Linked DNA regions of Homo sapiens: region 1 is linked to region 2. Evidence: read pairs that join two places in POLR2A ChIA-PET (ENCODE). Cell type or tissue: GM12878. All regions are shown on one strand. Each heading gives the region's core, and the rest is flanking DNA. Links, peaks and the distances in the headings are about the cores only. Region 1 overlaps ARMC9 (armadillo repeat containing 9). Region 2 overlaps LOC124907996 (formin-like protein 16).

The links. ChIA-PET counts read pairs that join two places held together with the same protein. Peaks named below come from ENCODE experiments on the same cell type or tissue, not always from the same donor. Only the 100,000 strongest peaks of a DNase experiment are listed, where the experiment ranks them.
Region 1: POLR2A ChIA-PET joins it to region 2 with 6 read pairs; 2 of 35 experiments call an interaction of 5 or more read pairs at or near these places.

What each region holds. Positions count from the first base shown.
Region 1 is chr2:231,342,324-231,351,999 of GRCh38, reverse strand. It overlaps ARMC9 (armadillo repeat containing 9), which reads right to left. Exons shown (of 25, transcript NM_001352754.2): 21 at 6,910-7,025. Among named protein-coding and RNA genes, the nearest start is that of MIR4777, 16 kb to the left of the region's middle. In GM12878, for the core only: no CTCF peak of the experiment used is centred there; no DNase peak of the experiment used is centred there.
Region 2 is chr2:230,689,127-230,698,802 of GRCh38, reverse strand. LOC124907996 (formin-like protein 16) reads left to right here. Exons shown (of 4, transcript XM_047446832.1): 2 at 2,108-2,500; 3 at 3,557-4,252; 4 at 8,472-8,738. It overlaps LINC01907 (long intergenic non-protein coding RNA 1907), which reads left to right. Exons shown (of 4, transcript NR_040038.1): 2 at 2,108-2,500; 3 at 3,557-4,252; 4 at 6,570-7,882. Among named protein-coding and RNA genes, the nearest start is that of LINC01907, 6.6 kb to the left of the region's middle. In GM12878, for the core only: no CTCF peak of the experiment used is centred there; a DNase peak (open chromatin) is centred at 4,379.

The sequences.
Region 1 (9,676 bases), core at 2,801-6,800, 650 kb before region 2:
CGAGATGCTGTCTTAAAACAAAACCAAAAAAGTCCTGGTATTCTGAATGTGTGCAATACATACTGTCATTGTGTCCTCAAGAGGACTAAGATTCTAGATGTATCCACACTCCTGGCAACAGGATACCAGAGGGTGCTGGTGGTGAAGGGAGGGTCATAATTTTTTTTTGTTTTAGTTACGAATATTTATGTACTTACTGGTTCACCAAGCATATAATAACTCCAAATCAGTAAAAACGAATGTCAGAAATGGCAGCATGGCTATATAAATTATGGTATGTAAATATAATATAAATCATTAAATCATCTTTTACAGGATGTTCAACAATGCAAAAGAAAACAAACAAAAATCAAACTGCAAACAAACCATATATATATGTAGACACATACACAAACACTAAAAGGTTTCTCATTTGCTAAAAATATATGTAGGAAAAAACTATACTAAATGTAATACACTAAAATGATGATCATAATTCTCTCTGGCTGCTGGAATAAATAATTTTTATTTTCTTTATATTTACTTGTTCCATACATGTTTTGGACTACAAGTAACAAAAGTTCAACACCACTGGTTTAAACGGTAAGGGAAATGTAATATTCAACATAAACAGAATTCCAGAGGGAGCGAGTACAGGGTGGGGAATGCGAAGCTGAGTGACTTTGCTGCAGATCCAGGTTCTCTCTGCTGGGATTCCCTGGCCTTCCTGGTGTGGTTTTGCTTTTGTTCTTAGAATTGTCACTTTGTGGCCGGGTGCAGTGGCTCACACCTGTAATCCCAGCACTTTGGGAGGCCGAGACAGGCGGATCACGAGGTCAGGAGATCGAGACCATCCTAACACAGTGAAACCCCGTCTCTACTAAAAATACAAAAAAATAGCCGGGCGTGGTGGTAGGCGCCTGTAGTCCCAACTACTCGGGAAGCTGAGGCAGGAGAATGGCGTGAACTGGGAGATGGAGCTTGCAGTGAGCCGAGATCGTGCCACTGCACTCCAGCCTGGCTGACAGAGCGAGACTCTGTCTCAAAAAAAAAAAAAAAAAAAAAAAAAAAAAAGAATTGTCACTTTGTGCAAATAGGATGGCTGCAGGACCTCCAAGCATAGCATCTCAAGCAACAGTCAAAGCCCAAAAGGGGAAAAGAAAGTACAGAGTTTCTCAAGCCCTTCATAAAAGTTGGAAAATCTTAGATCCCATGGCTGGAATGGATTGCATGCCCATTGAGATCATCATTGACAAGAGGAGTTAAATTTAAAAAACTGGGCTAAATTAATCAAATCCAACCTCCAGGGCTGAGAAGGGTCCTGACCTTCCCTCAAGAACATGCCCACCATTGCCTTGAACATATGAAGTTTCTTTTTCTTTTTCTTTTTTTTTTTTTGAGACAAGGGTCTCACTTTGTTGCCCAGGCTGGAGAGCAGTGGCACAATCACAGCTCACTGCAGCCACGACCTCTGGGACTGAAGCAATGCTCCTGCCTCAACCTCCCAAAGTGCTAGGATTGCAGGTGTGAGCCACCATGCCTGGCCTCAGGTTTCTCCTAGCAAGGAAATGTATCAAACAAGACCTAAAGGACTGGAGAGTCATCCTGTACTTGCACACAGGATGGCTGTCTTCATTTTCTACTGCTGTTCTAACAAAGTACCGTAATATTTTTGTTTTAATTTTCAACTTTTAAGGCCAGGCACAGTGGCTCACACCTGTAATCCCAGCATTTTGGGAGGCTGAGGCAGGCAGATCGCCTGAGGTAAGGAGTTCAAGACCAGCCTGGCCAACATGGTGAAATCCCTTCTCTACAAAAAATTTAAAAATTAGCCAGGTGTGGTGGCGGGTGCCTGTAATCCCAGCTACTTGGGAGGCTGAGGCAGGAGAATCGCTTGAACCTGGGAGGCGGAGCTTGCAGTTGCCAAGACTGTGCCACTGCACTCCAGCCTGGGCAACAGAGCAAGACTTCCCCTCAATTTTTTTTTTTTTTTTAGATGTTTGTGGGTACAGTAGGTGTATATATGTATAGTATATGTGAATTGTTTTGATACAGGCATGCAATGTGTAAGAATCACATCATGGAGAATGGAGTACTCATCCCCTCAAGTATTCATCCTGTGTGTAAAAAAAATTCCAATCATACTCTTTTAGTTATTTTAAAATGTACAATTAAATTATTATTGACTATAGTCACTCTGTTGTGCTATCAAATACTAGGTCTTACTCATTTTTGTTTTAAGTTGGGGGTCTCACTCTGTTACCTAGGCTGGATTGCAGTGGTGTGATCTCAGCTCACTGCAACCTCCGTCTCCCAGGTTCAAGTGATTCTCCTGCCTCAGCCTCCCGAGGAGCTGGATTACAGGCACTCGCTACCGCACCTGGTTAATTTTTGTATTTTTAGTAGAGACAGGGTTTTACCACGTTGGCCAGGTTGGTCTCGAACTCCTGACCTTAAGTGATCTACCCGCCTCGGCCTCCCAAAGTGTTGAGATTACAGGCATGAGCCACCACGCCTGGCCCATTCTTTATGTGTTTTTTTGGCACCATTAACCTTCTCCAACTCCCCTAGCCACCACCCCCAACCAACCACCCTTCCCGGTCTCTAGTAACCATCCTTCTACTCTCTATCTCCATGAGCTCAATTGTTTAGATTGTTTAAGTAAGTGGGAACGTGTGATGTTTGACTTTCTGTGCCTGGCTTATTTCATGTAGCATAATGATCTCCAGTTCCATCCATGTTTTGCAAATGACTGGATCTCATTCTTTTGCACTGAATAGTACTCCATTGTGTATATGTACCACATTTTCTTTGTCCATTCATCTGCTGATGGACACTGAGGCTACTTCCAAATCTTGGCCCCTGTGAACGGTGCTGCAGCAAGCATGGGGTGCAGAGCTATCTTTGACACATGGACTTCCTTTCTGTTGGGTATATACCCAGCAGCGGGACTGCTGGATCATGTGGTAGCTCTATTTTTAGTTCTTTGAGGAATCTCCAAACTGTTCTCCATAGTGGCTGTACTAATTTACATTCTCACCAACAGTGTATGAGGGTTCCCTTTTCTCCACATCCTTGCCAGCATTTGTTATTGCCTGACTTTTGGAGATAAGCCGTTTTAACGGGGGTGAGAGGGTATCTCAGTGTAGTGTTGATTTGCATCTCTGATGATCAATGATGCTGAGCACCCTTTCATAAGCCTGTTTGTCATCTGTGTGTCTTCTTTTGAGAAATGTCTATTCAAATCTTTTGCCCATTTTTTAAATCCAACTATTAGACTTTTTCCTATAGAGTTGTTTGAGCTCCTTTTTAATTCTGATTATTAATCCTTTGTCAGATGGGTAGTTTGCAAATATTTTCTCCCATTCTGTGGGCTGTCTCTTCACTTTGTTGATTGTTTCCTTTGCTATAGAAGCTTTTTAACTTGATGTGATCCCATTTGTTCATTTTTGCTTTGGTTGCCTGTGCTTGTCAGGTATTACTCAAGAAATATTTGCCCAGAACAATGTCCTGGAGACATTCCCCAATGTTTTCCTGTAGTTGTTTCATAATTTGCAGTCTTACCACAAACTTAGTGACTGAAAACAACACAAACTTGTCTCATAATTATGGAGGTCAAGAGTTTACAATGGGTCAACAGGGGTGCATTCTTTCTGGAGGCTCCAGGAGAGAATTTATTTCCTTGCCTTTTCCAGTTTCTAGAGGGTGTCTGCATTCCTCGGCTCATGGCCTTGCGTCACTCAGACTTCTGACACAGTTGTCACACCTCCTTTTGTTTCTGACACTCCTGCTTCCCTTCAGTAAGGCCCCTTGTGATTACATTGGGTCCACCCAGATTATCCAGAATCATCCATCTCTAGATCCTTAACTTAATCACATCAGCAAAGTCCTTTTTGCCATGTAATGTCATTTAGTCACAGGTTGTGGGGATTGGGATGTGGACATCTTTGAGGGACCATTATTCTGTCTTAACATATAAAATTACTATGATGTAATGCTGCACAGTGACTTAACATTGCAAAGATTTCAATCATCTCCAAAACATTACATAAATTTAATGTGATACTAATCAAAATCCTAAAAGGATTTTTTAAGGAAGTTGCCAGACTTATTTTTAAATGCTTACAGAAAAATAAAGGTCTCTACATAGTTAAATCAACTCTGAAAGAGAAAGCCAAAGGCAGGCAGGGAGAGAGGATTTTTCTATGCAATATTTAGATATGCTAAGAACCTTTGCAATAAACACTGGTGTGGCAACAGGCAACTGGACAATGTGTCAAAATAGAGAGCTAGGGTGACTGGAGGGGATATAGAATTAAAGTGGCGCCTTGAATCAGTGGAGAAATAATGAGCTGTTTATAGGTGGTGTAGAGAAGAGTGGCTCTCTACATGGAGAAAAATAAGCTAGGATGCCTATCTTACATCACATATGGTAGTCTCTTATCTGTAGAGGATGATGTCTAAGACCCCCAGCATTCAAACTTTGTAGAGGTGAGCTCGAGATGCAAAGGACAGAACTACAAATTTTGCACATCAGCATCGTGTAGCCCGTCTGGAGTACCCAGTGTAGCTGGGGAGAGTGCCCACTGCATTCCATTGACCACCTCTTTCCCTACCACACAGCTTGGTCTGTGTGCTTCTGAGGGCAGGGAGTCACATCTTATTGATTTCTGCAACCCCAGCAATGAGAACACCATATGGCAGAGAAGTGATAAAAATGTTTGTTGAGACCTGATAAGGGAAGCTGGTGACGGGGCGACTGCATCATTATAGTGGGAAGGTCCATGGTTTCAGGAAAATGAGCTGCCCTCATTACCTGGCAGCTTGCCACAGTCAAAGATCTTGATGGGGCCACCCCCACATATCAGAGGGGAGATAGATGTGCTCCCAGGCATGGAAAACGTCCTCAAATTTCTCTTCAAAGAAGAACACCTGACCCAAGAATTAACTGTGCCCACTGGTTAGCCCCATATTTATTAGATTCCCTATCCTTATCTCTGATTAAAATAGCCTTATGTCATTGTTGCCTCTCATGAAAGCAGGGTTTTAATTATTTTAAAAAATAATTGAAAAATACTTTTAAGACAATGATTCAGTGTCCTCTTTCCCATGTCAAGCAAGAGGAATTTTATTAGTTCCTGTTGCTACTTCCATTTAAAAAGGTATTATATTTATCAACTAGATTTACTAGTAATTGGTAACTGACCGTATTCCTGGATGAAAACCAAATGACCCAAAACCACTCAGATGTAAAGAACCTTTAGGGGACAATTAAGGAATACTATAATACTATATCCATATTATTACTGTCAAATTTCTTAGCTGTGATAGTGGGGTTATGTGCAAAAGTCTGCAATCTTCTCTCAGATAGTTCAGCAAAAAAATGTATACGCATGTAAATTATGTATCATACACATAGAAGGAGAGCAAGAGAGAGAGATAGGGCACACAAATGTTAATTGAAAGCTCTTGAGTGTAATATTCTTTTTTTATATTTTTTGAGATAGAGTGTCACTCTATCGCCCAGGCTGAGTGCTAGTGGCGAGATCTCAGCTCACTGCAAGCTCCGCCTCCTGGGTTCACGGCATTCTCCTGCCTCAGCCTCCCGAGTAGCTGGGACTACAGGTGCCCGCCACCATGCTGGGCTAATTTTTTGTATTTTTAGTAGAGATGGGGTTTCACCACGTTAGCCAGGATGGTCTCGATCTCCTGACTTTGTGATTTGCCTGCCTCAGCCTCCCGAACTGCTGGGATTACAGGTGTGAGCCACCACGCCTGGCCATCTTCAGTGTAATATTCTTTAACTTTTCTGTAGGTTAAAAACACTGATTGTAAGTTTAAGAGAGAAAAGGGCATGTACTAGTTTATACATCAGTAACTAAAAATAAACACCTAGAAATATAAGCATATCATACCTAATTATGAAATCAAACCAAACAGATCTCAGAGCACTCATCTATGGCACGGGCCCTGAAACATTTATAGGACAAATCCCAGATGGGCAACAGAACTCATCAAGGAGCTGGGTCTGTCTTGCCTGGTGTCCCTGGTGTCCGTGGCAGCACAGAGCTCCATGAGGGCAGGCATTTCTGAGTTTTGTTGCTCAATTCCGTTGCCTGGTTGTTCATTACAAAATTGCAATAGAGTAAGACTGGAAAAAATAAAGTGCCCAGTTTCAGGGGATAACTAAGTAAAACACGGTATATTCTTTTAAAAATTACACGGCCATTATTTGTTGAATGAATATATGGAGGTTTTTAGCCTGCTCTCTGTAATATTTTGCTGTAATATTCTCTCTAGACAGGAAAAGAGAGGCCACCCAGACCACAGAAGTGGCTTCTCTACCGCCCACTGGACTGTCTGATCTGGGGCTCCTTAGCCCACAAGGGGTCTAGGCCCCCAGGGAGACCAGAGGCTCTACGTAACGAGACTAAAATTTCATTTCTATAAATGGGGTACGAGCAAGGCTATGGAAGATGAATAAGGCTCGGCAGCTAAAACAGCATCCAGTTGTTCCAAAAAGTCATCTAAAATAAATTGATTTCGAGTCTTAAACTGTAACATTCCAATCCCAACACAGGGCTTGGTGCTGTGACGAGAGGCCACAGAAAAGGCACGACAGGAGTCCTTCTGGAGAGAGCCCGATTCCTTTCAGGTCCCTTCTTTTGAAATTACTCTGGCCAACATTTGTCTTCTGAAGTGGCCCTGGAGATCCTGTAATCCAACCACTTCTCCTTCTGGAATAAAAAAATCCTGGGGGAAGGGAGAAGGACTCAACCTCTTTCCCTCCAAAAATCCCCCAAAAATAAAGAGATAAATGCTTTTCAAAATGAATGCTTTATTTTGAATTTTAAAAATACATACATCTTACACTGTAATCAAAACAAAGCTTAAGAAAGTCAATTCCCGCTTCCTTTAGCCCTGACTTACACTGGGTACCCGTTTCTGTGGCCGCCGGGGGTGACGGGCCTTTGCAGGGGCTCATCCCCGCTCCACTGCACATTAGCCAGCCCCTTCCGCCTTGTCTTCCCCGTGTTGGTCATGATCTGGTGGAAGGAAAGAGAAAAAAGGGCTGGAGAAATATCTATTAGAGAGCTGACCTAGAAGTCAAGCAGAATACACTGAATAAACTACTCTATAATGATAAGAAGCTTTGCAAATAAATGAGGAAGGATCATGTCACAAATTATTCAGGTAAACAGAAATTGTGGGGAAAAACCCTTTTTTTGCTAACGGTTTGTGTATCACACCATTTAGCAGTATAAATTAAAACAAAGTCAAACCCTAGGAAAAGGAAGAAAGCGGTTGATCTACTGGAACTCATCACATCTCTGAAAAGGACTGGGTTTGTAAAAATGAGAAGGGAAAAAAAGATGGACATTTGATTTCATAAAAATACGAACATTTCCACATGCGCAGTATGTTAAAAATAAACCAAATCAACAGGCAAACAACAAACTTGGAAGAAGTATTTGAAGCAAATTTAACAGATTAAAGGTTAACATTTTCATAGCTAAGGAGCTCCTACAAATCAGTAAGTAAAACACTAAATTGATAATCGGGCAAAGAATTCAAACCACCATGTCACAAAATAGAAAGTATTACTAGTAAGTAGAAGAAACAAAAAAGACCAACTTTACTAGAAATTAGAAACTACAACTTTACAAAACAAGGTGGCATTCTTCAACTATTATAAGAATGACAGAAAAACGATCCCGTCCACTGCTCCCAATAGTTTAAAACACTAGTTTAATGATTAACACTAATTAGAGAGATTGAAATTTGAGACAAGTCTTGGAAAACAATTTGGCATTTTATCAAGAGTTGTAAAAATGTTCACACATCCTTGAGTGTAAATACTAGTGAATGAATCCAAAACATGGAAAGCGTAAGATAAACAAGGTTGTTCATTATAAAGTTATTATAGAGTAAAACTGAAATGATCTAATGTCTAGTAACAGGGGAGTAAATAAGTAAAACATGGCATATTCACTTGATATATATATCATATAGCCATGTACAATGATAAAGAACAGGTTATGCAGAAATATATTTATTTAAAACATTAAATAAAAATCAGGTTATAATAATGTACATAAAGAATGCTTTTTTTTTTTTCCTCGAGACGAGGTCTTGCCATGTTGCCCAGGCTGGAGTGCAGTGGAGTGATCTTCCTGCCTTAGCCTCCCCAGTAGATGGGATTACAAGTGCACGCCACTCTGTCCAGCTAAACAATGCTTTCAATTGTGCTAAAAGTGCACAAAAAGACCTTGGAAAGAAATGAACCTTAACATGATTAGGGTGGCTCTACAGGACAGTAGAACTAAGAATATTTTTTTCTGCCACAATTTTTTGTAATATGGTTACTATTATGTTAATACTTAAGAAAAACTGTTTAAAAAGGAAATCACTGTCAAACTAGTGAAATGTGAATAAAGTCTGTGGATGATACCAATGTCAGCTTCCTGGTTTTGCTATTATTATGCTATAAATTACATAAGATATTAGCACCAGGGGAAATTATGTGAAGGGCGCCTGGGAACTGTCTGTGTTACTTTTGCAACTTCCTATCAATCTATAATTATTTCAAAACAAAAAGTAAATAAAATAAAAAACAAAAAACCAAACTTCTTGAACATTGGAATTTCATCTTTGATTTCTGCTGAAAATTCCTTTGTGTTTATCTAGTATCTTAGGCAGGGAGAGGAAGAAAAAAAGGGCCAGTGCCTACGGGATTCAGTGAGCCTCACTGGACCCTGGGACAGTTCTCAGCCAGGGAAGTGACAGGTGGGGTCAAAACCTGCCCTGGTCCGGGTACAGTGGCTCACACCTGTAATCCCAGCACTTTGGGAAGCCAAGGTGGGTGGATCACCTGAGGTTGGGAGTTCGAGACCAGCCTGACTAACATGGAGAAATCCCATCTCTACTAAAAATACAAAATTAGCTAGGCCTGGTGGTGCATGCCTGTAATCCCAGTGACTCAGGAGGCTGAGGCAGGAGAATCACTTGAACCAGGGAGGTGGAGGTTGCAGTGAGCCGAGATGGCACCATTGCACTCCAGCCTGGGCAACAAGAGCATCTCAAACAAAAACAAAAACAAAAAAACCCTGCCCTGACTAGGAGGTGGGGAGGGATGGAAAGAAGAGTGAAAGGGAAAAAGCCTGGGAGAGTGAGAAAGTGGGAGGCACCCAGCTTCTTGGGGGAAATGGAATGTAACTAAGCCACGTAAATAAAAACTAAAATGCAGTTGCGTCGCCTTTTCTGTCTCTAAAGAAATCTACCAAGGCAGGATATTTTCACTGCAACCACTTAACACTGCTGTCTGCTTCCACTGTAACTTCCCTTCCACCCCACTTCCCCGATCCAGGAGGATCTAGGGTCGGCTTTACACGCTCTCATCACGGTGCTCCAGGGTGACTCCTGCCTTCTCTTTTTCCTGTCCCTCATGCCAGAGGACCCCTGAGCCCTCCCACAGAGAAACACTAAGAAGGCAACTGGAAAAGGGGAAACAGTCAACATGCGGGTTTTCTCGAGCCTGTGACTAGTCCTCTGCCTCCACTTCCCCACTGTCAGCGGTCATCTGAGCTCGCTCCTCCCAATGTCTTCCTGGAAATGACAGAACATGTCACGTATTCGAGAATATTTTAGACTCTGCCAGTTATTTCATCTCCTTAAACTACAGAAACCTGGAAAATAA
Region 2 (9,676 bases), core at 2,493-6,492:
TTACAGAATCTCTTCACTTTATGTTCTTTATATATTCTTAATATATTCTAACAATATGTTTAGTATATTAGTGGTATATTATGTTGGTATTATTATATGTTATACCTAAAGATTTTTTCTCGGTAAAGATTATGTTCCTCTGTTTTTATAAATTGGAGATAGCATTCACTTTTCTTTGGAAGTAGGGTTACTCATTATGTTTGTAAATATTTCATCCAAAACAGTTTTTAGATTGATTTTCTTATTTTGGTTTGCATGCCACAGAAACAAACAACATCCCTGTCAGTTTTACTATTCTTGTTATAAACTCCCAGCAGATCTTTCACTTCTGAAAATTGTCAATAGTTAAGCACAGCCATTTTATTTTATTTTATTTTATATATATATTTTTGTGAGATGGAGTCTCACGCTGTCACCTAGGCTGGAGTGCAGTGGCACAATCTCGGCTCACTGCAACCTCTGCCTCCTGAGTACAAGCTATTCTCGTGCCTCAGCCTCCTTAGTAGCTGGGATTATAGGTATGCGCCATCATGCCCAGCTAATTTTTGTATTTTTAGTAGAAACGGGGTTTCACCATGTTGGCCAGGCTGGTCTCGAACTCCTGACCTTGTGATCTGCCCGCCTTGGCCTCCCAAGGTGTTGGGATTACAGGTGCGAGCCACTGCGCCCGGCCTAAGCACAGCCATTTTATTTTGTCATCTACTGATAGGGTTTTTTGTTTTACTCTGATGCTTCCCTGAAAGCCCTTGTAATCAGCTACAGACCACAGTGCTTCATCTTCAACAAAGAAGGACTGTCTCAGAGACATGCAGTAAAGGACTATGCGAGGGACTTTAAGTGCAAGCTTCTGGCGGCATCATTCAAACAGCTATGAGACCACATCAGTGGACTGAGTCAGGATTTCTAGAACTCTAGTTGAGACGCTGGTTAGTTCATGAGATGACCAACTCAAAATCCAGTGGAACAAGAATTTATTACCTAAGACTAAATGAACTGATAAGGAATGATGGTGGGTTTTGTTTGCAATGTTTTAGATGTGGTTTTAATGTTCCATTTTCTGCATATGAAGGAACCCCCTTCTCTTCTCTTAAGCTCTCTATGACTCGTAACAGTTTGGCAGACTTTGGTAACCAGAAACAAACCATTTTTAAATATCTTATTCTCCCTCCCTGACCTCTCCAAAATTCAGAAACTCTCATTAAGTATTCTTAATTTTATGGCAATATGATTATTTGCATAGGTTCAATGAGAATCTGCCTTCCTTATTAACAGGACATAATTGGAAATATTGATTATGCACCCAAAACTTTGCCTGAAATATCATGTTTGAGAATGATGCTCATTTAATCAGAAATCACCTGATACATTAAAGTAACTAGGATTGACTTTATGGAGCCAATGCTTGCCAGCCCTCTGACTTACAGAGTTGTCAGCCTTACACGTAAGTTAGGAAGGTCACTTCCTTGCAAGCCCGTGAACTGTAGGATATTGAGGGGTCCTTGAGAAGAGAGGAATTTGCTCATATTTATAGGTACCAGAAGTAATTTGGATGTCAAGTTCTTGGTGTGGCTTCCTAGTCTCAAGAGGCTTTCAAACGTCCAATCTGAGATACCTTATTAAAGCTTCCAGCAAAGCAAGTTTAAGGAGGCCTATCTGCTAAAGTACCATTCTTGCTGCTCCTGTGTAAATAGTGAGACTATACCTAATAAGGCCAGCCTTATTTTGTGATGATGAAAAATTTTTCTTTGAGATTATCTTTGTCAAAAGACAGGTGTCTAAAATGAGAAATTTTATGTTTCAATATGTAGCACACCCTTCTGGTTATCAGACTCCAGCCCTGTGCATTGCCTTTGAGTCTTCTTGGACCTCTTTACACACTGCAGGTAGCTGATGACTATGCAAACTCTGTCTTGTCTGATGAGATTTAATTGGCTGCCTTTCCCTACTCCTCATAGAAAAACCAGTTTGGGAACCTACCTTTAAATTTGATTAGATCCTGTTGCCTTGCCCAAATTGTCAATCCTTACCAGGTTTTCAATTTCTCCAGTTTTCTTCAATATCTGACTACAGTCCTCCAAACTAACTTTCACATTTTTTCTTCCTCAAGCCTGAATTGGCATCACCAAGAATTAACACCCGACTGCCCAAATCCCTGTCAGGACTGTGGGTTGCCTTGCAGCTGGCCTTTTCTCCCAGAATCTGAAGGAGTTCTACAAGCTGAGGCTTAGCGATTTGGCATAAACCTTGAAAGACTCAGCCCTTCAGGATACCATGAATTCTCCCTGGACAAGCTGCTGCCTGGACCACTAAGGAAGCCCAGCAAAATGCTCAGGCCATGTATGCCCTTTCGTGACAAGTGCCAAGATTGTGGACAATATCACAAGACATTGACAGCTTTAAGAAACTCAAAAACTGGTGCTGGAAGATTTTCTTCTGCTAACCTCTTGGAATTCACTGAACCAGCTAATTCTCAGATTCAACTACTGGCTTTTACTTTAATGTAACTTTTATATTATTATTTCGTTATTTTAGACATCCCTCTTTATATATATATATTTTTACTTTTTATTATTTTTTTTCGAGATGGAGTCTTGCTCTGTCGCCCAGGCTGGAGTGCAGTGGTGTGATCTCGGCCCACTGTAGCCTCTGCCTCCTGGGTTCAAACAATTCTCCTGCCTCAGCCTCCTGAGTAGCTGGGACTACAGTCGCCCTCCACCATACCCGGCTAATTTTTGTATTTTTCGTAGAGACAGGATTTCACCATGCTTAGACATCCCTCTTTTAAGATGCCTGAGGGGTAGAGGGCTGGGGGAGGGATAGCATTAGGAGAAATACCTAATGTAATTAGGGTTGATGGGTGCAGCAAACCAACATGGACCGTGTATACTTGTGTAACAAACCTGCACGTTGTGCACATATACCCTAGAACTTAAAGTATAATAATGAAAAAAAAAAAACAGATGCCTGTTCTCCTGGACCCTAAAACAACTCACCTCTTAACAGATGGTTGAACTGGTTTCACGGGAACAGCACCAACAAGAATGTAAGAGAGTCTGTTCATTAGGCCCTGCTTCACCCCACTCAGGCAGTGCCTGCATTCTTCAGTCTGAATTCTTCAGTGATCGGGAATATTCATCTTGAACAAGAGCTGGGACTGACAATATTAAACTTTTTTTTTTTTTTTTTTAGATAGAATCTTACTCTGCTGCCCAGGCTGGAGTGCAGTGGCACGATCTTATGATCGTAGCTCCCTGCAGCCTCTGCCTCACAGGTTCAAGCAATTCTCCTGCTTCAGCCTCCCGAGTAGCTGGGATTACAGGCGTGTGCCGCCACACCCGGCTAATTTTTGTATTTTTTTAGTAGAGACGGGATTTCACCATGTTGGCCAGGCTGGTCTTTGAACTCTTGACCTCAAGTGATGCGCCCACCTCGGCCTCCCAAAGTGCTGGGATTACAGGCATGAGCCACCATACTTGGCAAGTATTGAACTTTATCTGAGCACTGTACAACTTCAGCAGTGATGATTAAGAAATGTCTCTACCTTTCTGTGTTTCAGAAATGGCAAAGCAGATGACCGCAAAAGGCCACACTGCCCTCCCAGTTTCTTCCAGAAGACTGGTCTTCATCCTGCCTCATGACTCCCATAGACTCCAGGGTGCCTCCCTCTTTTTTTTTTTGAGACAGAGTCTGGCTCTGTCATCCAGGCTGGAGTGCAGTGGCGCAATCTCAGCTCACTGCAACCTCTGCCTCCTGGGTTCAAGCGATTCTCCTGCCTCAGCCTCCGCAGTAGCTGGGACTACAGGCATGCACCACCATGCCTAGCTAATTTTTTTTTTTTTGTATTTTTAGTAGAGACGAGGTTTCACCATGTTGGCCAGGCTAGTTTCAAACTCCTGACCTTAGGTGATCTGCCCACTTCGGCCTCCCAAAGTGCTGGGATTACAGGCATGAGCCACCGCGCCTGGCCAATGCCTCCCTCTTTTACCTTCGTCTGCAAAATCCCAGGCCCCCTTCCTTTTCTTTGAGATGTCCCTCATTAATGAGCATTCTCTTCATGGCACTAGCTTGAATAAAACCATCTCCTTAATCGTCAAGTGAATTTCGTCTGTCACAGTGCCAGCGACGAACTCTCATAAGGGCAGCCAGCACTTCGCCCCTGACTGTCCTGCTGGAGTGACAACCATCTGTGCTGAGCCTCTTTGCAGTCCTCCTGTGGCTCATCCCTCGGACAGCCGCCCTTTCAACATCTCAGGTATGAGCAAGTTCAGAGAAGGAAGTGTGGCCCTAGACACCTCAGGCAGTGGTGCAGTTGTGGAGGGGAAACTCCCACATTCTGTCTTGAGTGAAATAGAAAGGAATTGGTCTGAGATGCTTCTGAGCTGAGACAGTGGTAAACACACCCAGGTATGCCTTTATCGGAAGGAGGAAATAATATCCAGGCAGCTTAGGTCCCACCCTGGACAGGCATTGGGCAGAAGCCAGGCCAAGGCAGAACTGGACTGGAGCAGGTGCCACTCAGGTCTTGGAGCTGGCTTAGTGACCAGTATGAAGGCCAAGGGTAAGCCTGGAAGTTAAAAGTGCCAAGGGGAGGCTGGGCGTGGTGGCTCACGCCTGTAATCCCAGCATTTTGGGAGATTGAGAAGGGTGGATCACCTGAGGTCAGAAGTTTGAGACCAGCCTGACCAACATGGTGAAACCTGGTCTCTACTAAAAATACAAAATTAGCCAGGCATGGTGGTGCACACCTGTAATCTCCACTACTTGGGAGGCTGAGGCAGGAGAATCACTTGAACCTGGGAGGTGGAGGTTGCAGTGAGCCAAGATCACGCCATTGTACTCCAGCCTGGGCAACAGGAGCGAAATTCTGTCTCAAAAAACAAAACAAAACAAAACAAACAAACAAACAAACAAAAAAAAACTGCCAAGGGGAAGCCCTACAATCTGGGGAGGGGGAGGCCAAAAAAATAAAAGGCATGCACATTTTTAATCAATCTGACCTCATCTCATTCCCCTTCTTGGTGGGGGCACAGGACAGGCAGTGATGGCTCCACTGGGTTGAGTGTGTAGTCAGGGGTGTTTGAAGGCAGCAAGCAACAGGACTTGCCATCTCTGCAACTTCACAGGAATCGAAAGGTGCTCTTCCTGATTTCAGCAAGGTCATGTGACAAAAAGGGTGAGGAGACCCAGATGATGTCTCCATTCTGTAATCATCTCTTTGGCTGCCTGAGGCTCCACCATCCATAGTTGATTTTCCTTTGATGTGTCAGATACCTGCTTCAGCTTGATAAAACAAGCATGTCGGTGGCGAGGTCCCGCGGGCTAGTGATAACCGGGGAACCCCTGAGAATTCTTAGGGACTTTGGGTATTCTCTGTGATGTTCCCAGGCCTTGCCCAGTGCCTGTACAGAGGAGGCAATTCATGGTGCTTGAGAATCTGTACTTACTGCAGAAAGTGTGTTCTGGGTCATATAAAGAATAACAAAGTAAGCCGGGCATGGTGGCTCACACCTGTAATACCAGCACTTTGGGAGGCCGAGGTGGGCACAGCACTTGAGGCCAGGAGTTCAAGACCAGTCTGGGCAACATGGCAAAACCCCGTCTCTACTAAAAATACAAAAATTAGCCAGGCGTGTTGGTGCCTGCCTGTAATCCCAGCTACTCAGAGGCTGAGGCATGAGAATTGCTTGAACTTGGGAAGTGGAGGTTGCAGTGAGCCAAGACCATGCCACTGCACTCTAGCCTGGGTGACAGAGTGCGACTCTATCTAAAAAAAAATAATAATAATAACAAAGTAGAAAGACTCATCAGAAGCAAGATAGGAGAATGAGTTATGCTGACTGTATGGCATGTAGCCAGGGGAGATGTTAAAATTATTCAGTAAGTATAACTATACAGGCACCAACTAAATACAGTGGATTCCAGCTGAAAATCAGTCTTGTGTGTAGCGGTGGTAGGATGCCTCTGAGGACTGGCCCACTTATTGTTTTTTGTTTTGAGATGAAGTCTTGCTCTGTTTCCCAGGCTGGAGTGCAGTGGTTCACTGCAACCTCTGCCTCCCGGGTTCAAGTGATTCTCCTGCCTCAGCCTCCTAAGTAGCTGGGACTGCAGGTGCCCGCCACCACACGGGGCTAATTTTTGCATTTTTGTAGAGGCAGGGCTTTACCATGTTGGCCAGACTGGTCTCAAACTCCTGACGTCAAGTGATTTACCTGCCTCGGCCTACCAAAGTGCTAGGATTACAGGTGTGAATCCTAGCACTGCGTCTGGCCACACTTTCAACAAAGATGGGGGATAGAGAGGTAGACTGACATACATTAGGCTTTGTACTATGTCTCCAGAATTGGGATGCAAACTGTGGCCAGTGGGTAGTTCGTGGATTTAGGACTCAACCTTGATGAACAGAGCTATGATGGCTGGAAGTGGGGCTCTGGTACAAGAAATGGTGTGGATTGTCTTGTTTATGTCATCCATAGCACCAGCATTTCAAGGGACCAAGAATATTACAGAGTCCAGTTTTTCAGAGGCTCTGGCATCAGAAATGAGTAAAGAAGTCTTCATTGTCTTCCTAGGCCTGACCTTGACCTGAGTATGTCTTGCCAGAAGATCTGACATCTGCGTCCCTCTACGTTGATGTCATGGCAGAATGCACACCCGTATTCTGGCTTTTTCCCCAAGGAACATGCTGGAGGGGTCAAAATGGCAGAGCTAGCCCCCTGCCCCGTTCTCTGCACTTTTGGAATCCCTGCAGAATGGGTGGGAGACCTTGTCTAGGGACGGCTGTGGTAGGCATTGGCTTGCAGCTGGTATCTGGTTATGCTGGTGGATTTTAAGATTGCTCAGTGATAACTGTTTCACGATGGAGAATCTTCTTCAAGTCAGGGTGGTCTTGGCTGACTCCTGTTATTTGGGCTTGTATAACAAGGTTTTAACCAAGTGGTTGCCTAGAACCTGGTTGTTTGAAAATTCCAATCGTTCAAAGTTAAGTGCCTACTCTAAGTGGCCAAGACTAAGTTTTCCTGGCTCAAAGTGGTGTCAAGCTGCAGTGGCCGTTCCTCAGGGACCTCTGATGCCAAGTTTCATCTCTCTAAGCCTTAAAGCCTATTTTTATGTAATTCATGTGCTTGGAGATGACTTTGAACAGGACTGGTCTTTTAAAAATAAGCAGAAGAACAAAAGTCCTCTAGCAATATCATGGCCCTATATGCATGGCTGAGAGGTTCCCAAGTCGGCAGACAGCTCCATGTCCAACTACCTAAGTGAGGATGAAACCAAAGTCTTCCAGTTAGGGGGGCCAGGAGCAGTGGGGTGTCCAGCAAGGGTTGCAAGGAGTAGTCAAGGACCTCTGTGGTTATGCTCTTGGCACCAATGGGGCACCCTAGAAGCAGGGACTCATCTGTGCTGTCTGTCCATACTGGTGTGTCCCTGAGTTCAGAAGACTCCCTGACATCCTGTAATCTAATGTGACAAGCATTACAGTAACTCGCGGTTCCACAGGTAGTCAGATCCTTTCTGCCTTAGGTCTTAGGGCAGAGGGTTGAGTTTGGATTCCTGGTGGATGACATCATTCTTGGTGGTTGGGAGGGGAATAGGAAAGGAGCATCTATTAAGCAGAGGAATGTGCCGTGGTTCCCTTGCATGATTTGCCCATTTGACTGGTGAGTATGTGTGCTGGGGGGAGGTGCACATAGGTGAATGTGTGGGTGTGTGTGAGTGGGTATGATGTGTAAATGTGGGGGAGGTTCAATGAGAGGTGGCCCAGAATACTTGTATAGGAAGCCTACTGACCACCCCAGGCAGTGCCTGCTGGCTGGGCTGGTCAGGAAGTCAAGAAGCAGTAGAGCCCTATTTACCTGGCATCTTCTGCCCTGTTCATCTACGGATTAAAAAAAAAAAGTAGGCTGGGTCTGCCAGGTGGGACAAGCACCAATACAGACACGCCTGACCCCCCACTAGAGGACAACCAGTGACCTCTGCCAGTGTGTGCACTGGCTCACCTTCTCGAATAAGAAGGATCCAGGGGTCAGGGCCATGCAGGAAATGGGATGGAGGCACCAGACCCATACACTCAAGCAGCAGCCGTGGCTGGAAGCCAGCTTTCTCAAGATTCTGCTACAGTGGAAGAGAGCCCGGGGAAGCTGCCAGCTACTTGGTTTCGTCCCACTGCTTCCAAAAGGAATTGTTCAGCTGCTCCTGGAGTGATGCAGAAGATGGGCTCTTTCTGGTCCACGCATGGTCTGGGTGACCGCGCCTGGACTGCTGCAGCTACGATGCAGCTGATGGGCTTAGCAACTGGCCTCCACTTGTCAGCAGGGCCCCCAAGAAGGAGCTGCGATATCTCCAGCTATTTTAGGACCAATGCAGAAGATTGCCACGGTGTCTGAGGAACAGTACATCACAGTACATAAGGTACATAAAGTGTGTTGGAGATGGCCCAGATCAAATTCATCAAACTGAAACTTGATTTCTTTCAGGCTGAAGATCTCTGTGTACAGTCACAATCTTGGTGCAGCTTCTGCAGACCCTGGTGCATCCAGTCATACCAATTCCACATCCACAGCACATGCTACTAGCCACTTCCAGGATCATTAAAATACATTTCTGGCCATTTCTGGACCCAGTCCAAAGATAAAGACTGACTATGCAACAAACAAATGACAGATTAAAGGAGACAAAAATTACTTTCACAATGTATAATTACCAACAATGTAACATTTTATTAAATGTGTCTGTAGTCTGCATATCTGTGTTGACTATTGGTGTTCAGTGGCCCAGGCCTATTTTATAGTGATTATACCACAAACCACCCCACAACCCAAAGCACAAGGCTACATTATGGGTGGATGAGATACCTCTAATAACATAAAATCCCAATGAATTCAATAATCATTTGCATGCTCCTGGTTAAAATTACCAAGCAAATTAACCCTAACACCATGGGATGTTTCTAATTAAAATTACACTGAAACAGGCCGGGTGCGGTGGCTCATGCCTGTGATTCCAGCGCCTTGGGATGCCAAGGCAGGTGGATCACTTGAGGCCGGGAGTTTGAGATCAACCTGGCCAACATGGTGAAACCCCCTCTCTACTAAAAATACAAAAATTAATCGGGCATAGTGGCACAAGCCTGTAATCCCATCTTCTTGGGAGGCTGAGGCAAGAGAATTGCTCGAACCCGGGAGGTGGGGGTTGCAGTGAGCCAAGATTGCACCACTGCACTCCAGCCTGGGTGACAGAGCAAGACTCTGTTTCAAAAAACAAACAAAAAACAAAAAAATAAAAACAAAGAAAAGAAAAGAAATAAAAATTGCATTGAAACAGCCTAGGCTGGGTGCGGTGGCTCACGCTTATAATCCCAGCACTTTGGGAGGCCAAAGTGGGTGGATCACTTGAGGTCAGGAGTTCGAGACCAGCCTGGCCAACATGGAGAAACCCTGTCTCTACTAAAACTAAAAAAATTAGCCAGGCATGGTGGCGGGCACCTGTAATCCCAGCTACTTGGGAGGCTGAGGCAGGAGAATCACTTGAACCTGGGAGGTGGAGGCTGCAGTGAGCCAAGATCCCACCACTGCACTCCAGCCTGGGCAACAGAGGGAGACTCCATCAAAACAAATAAACAAACAAAAAAACGCCACAGCCCAATTTGTTTAATTTTATTTTTATTTATTTTAAGGTTGGA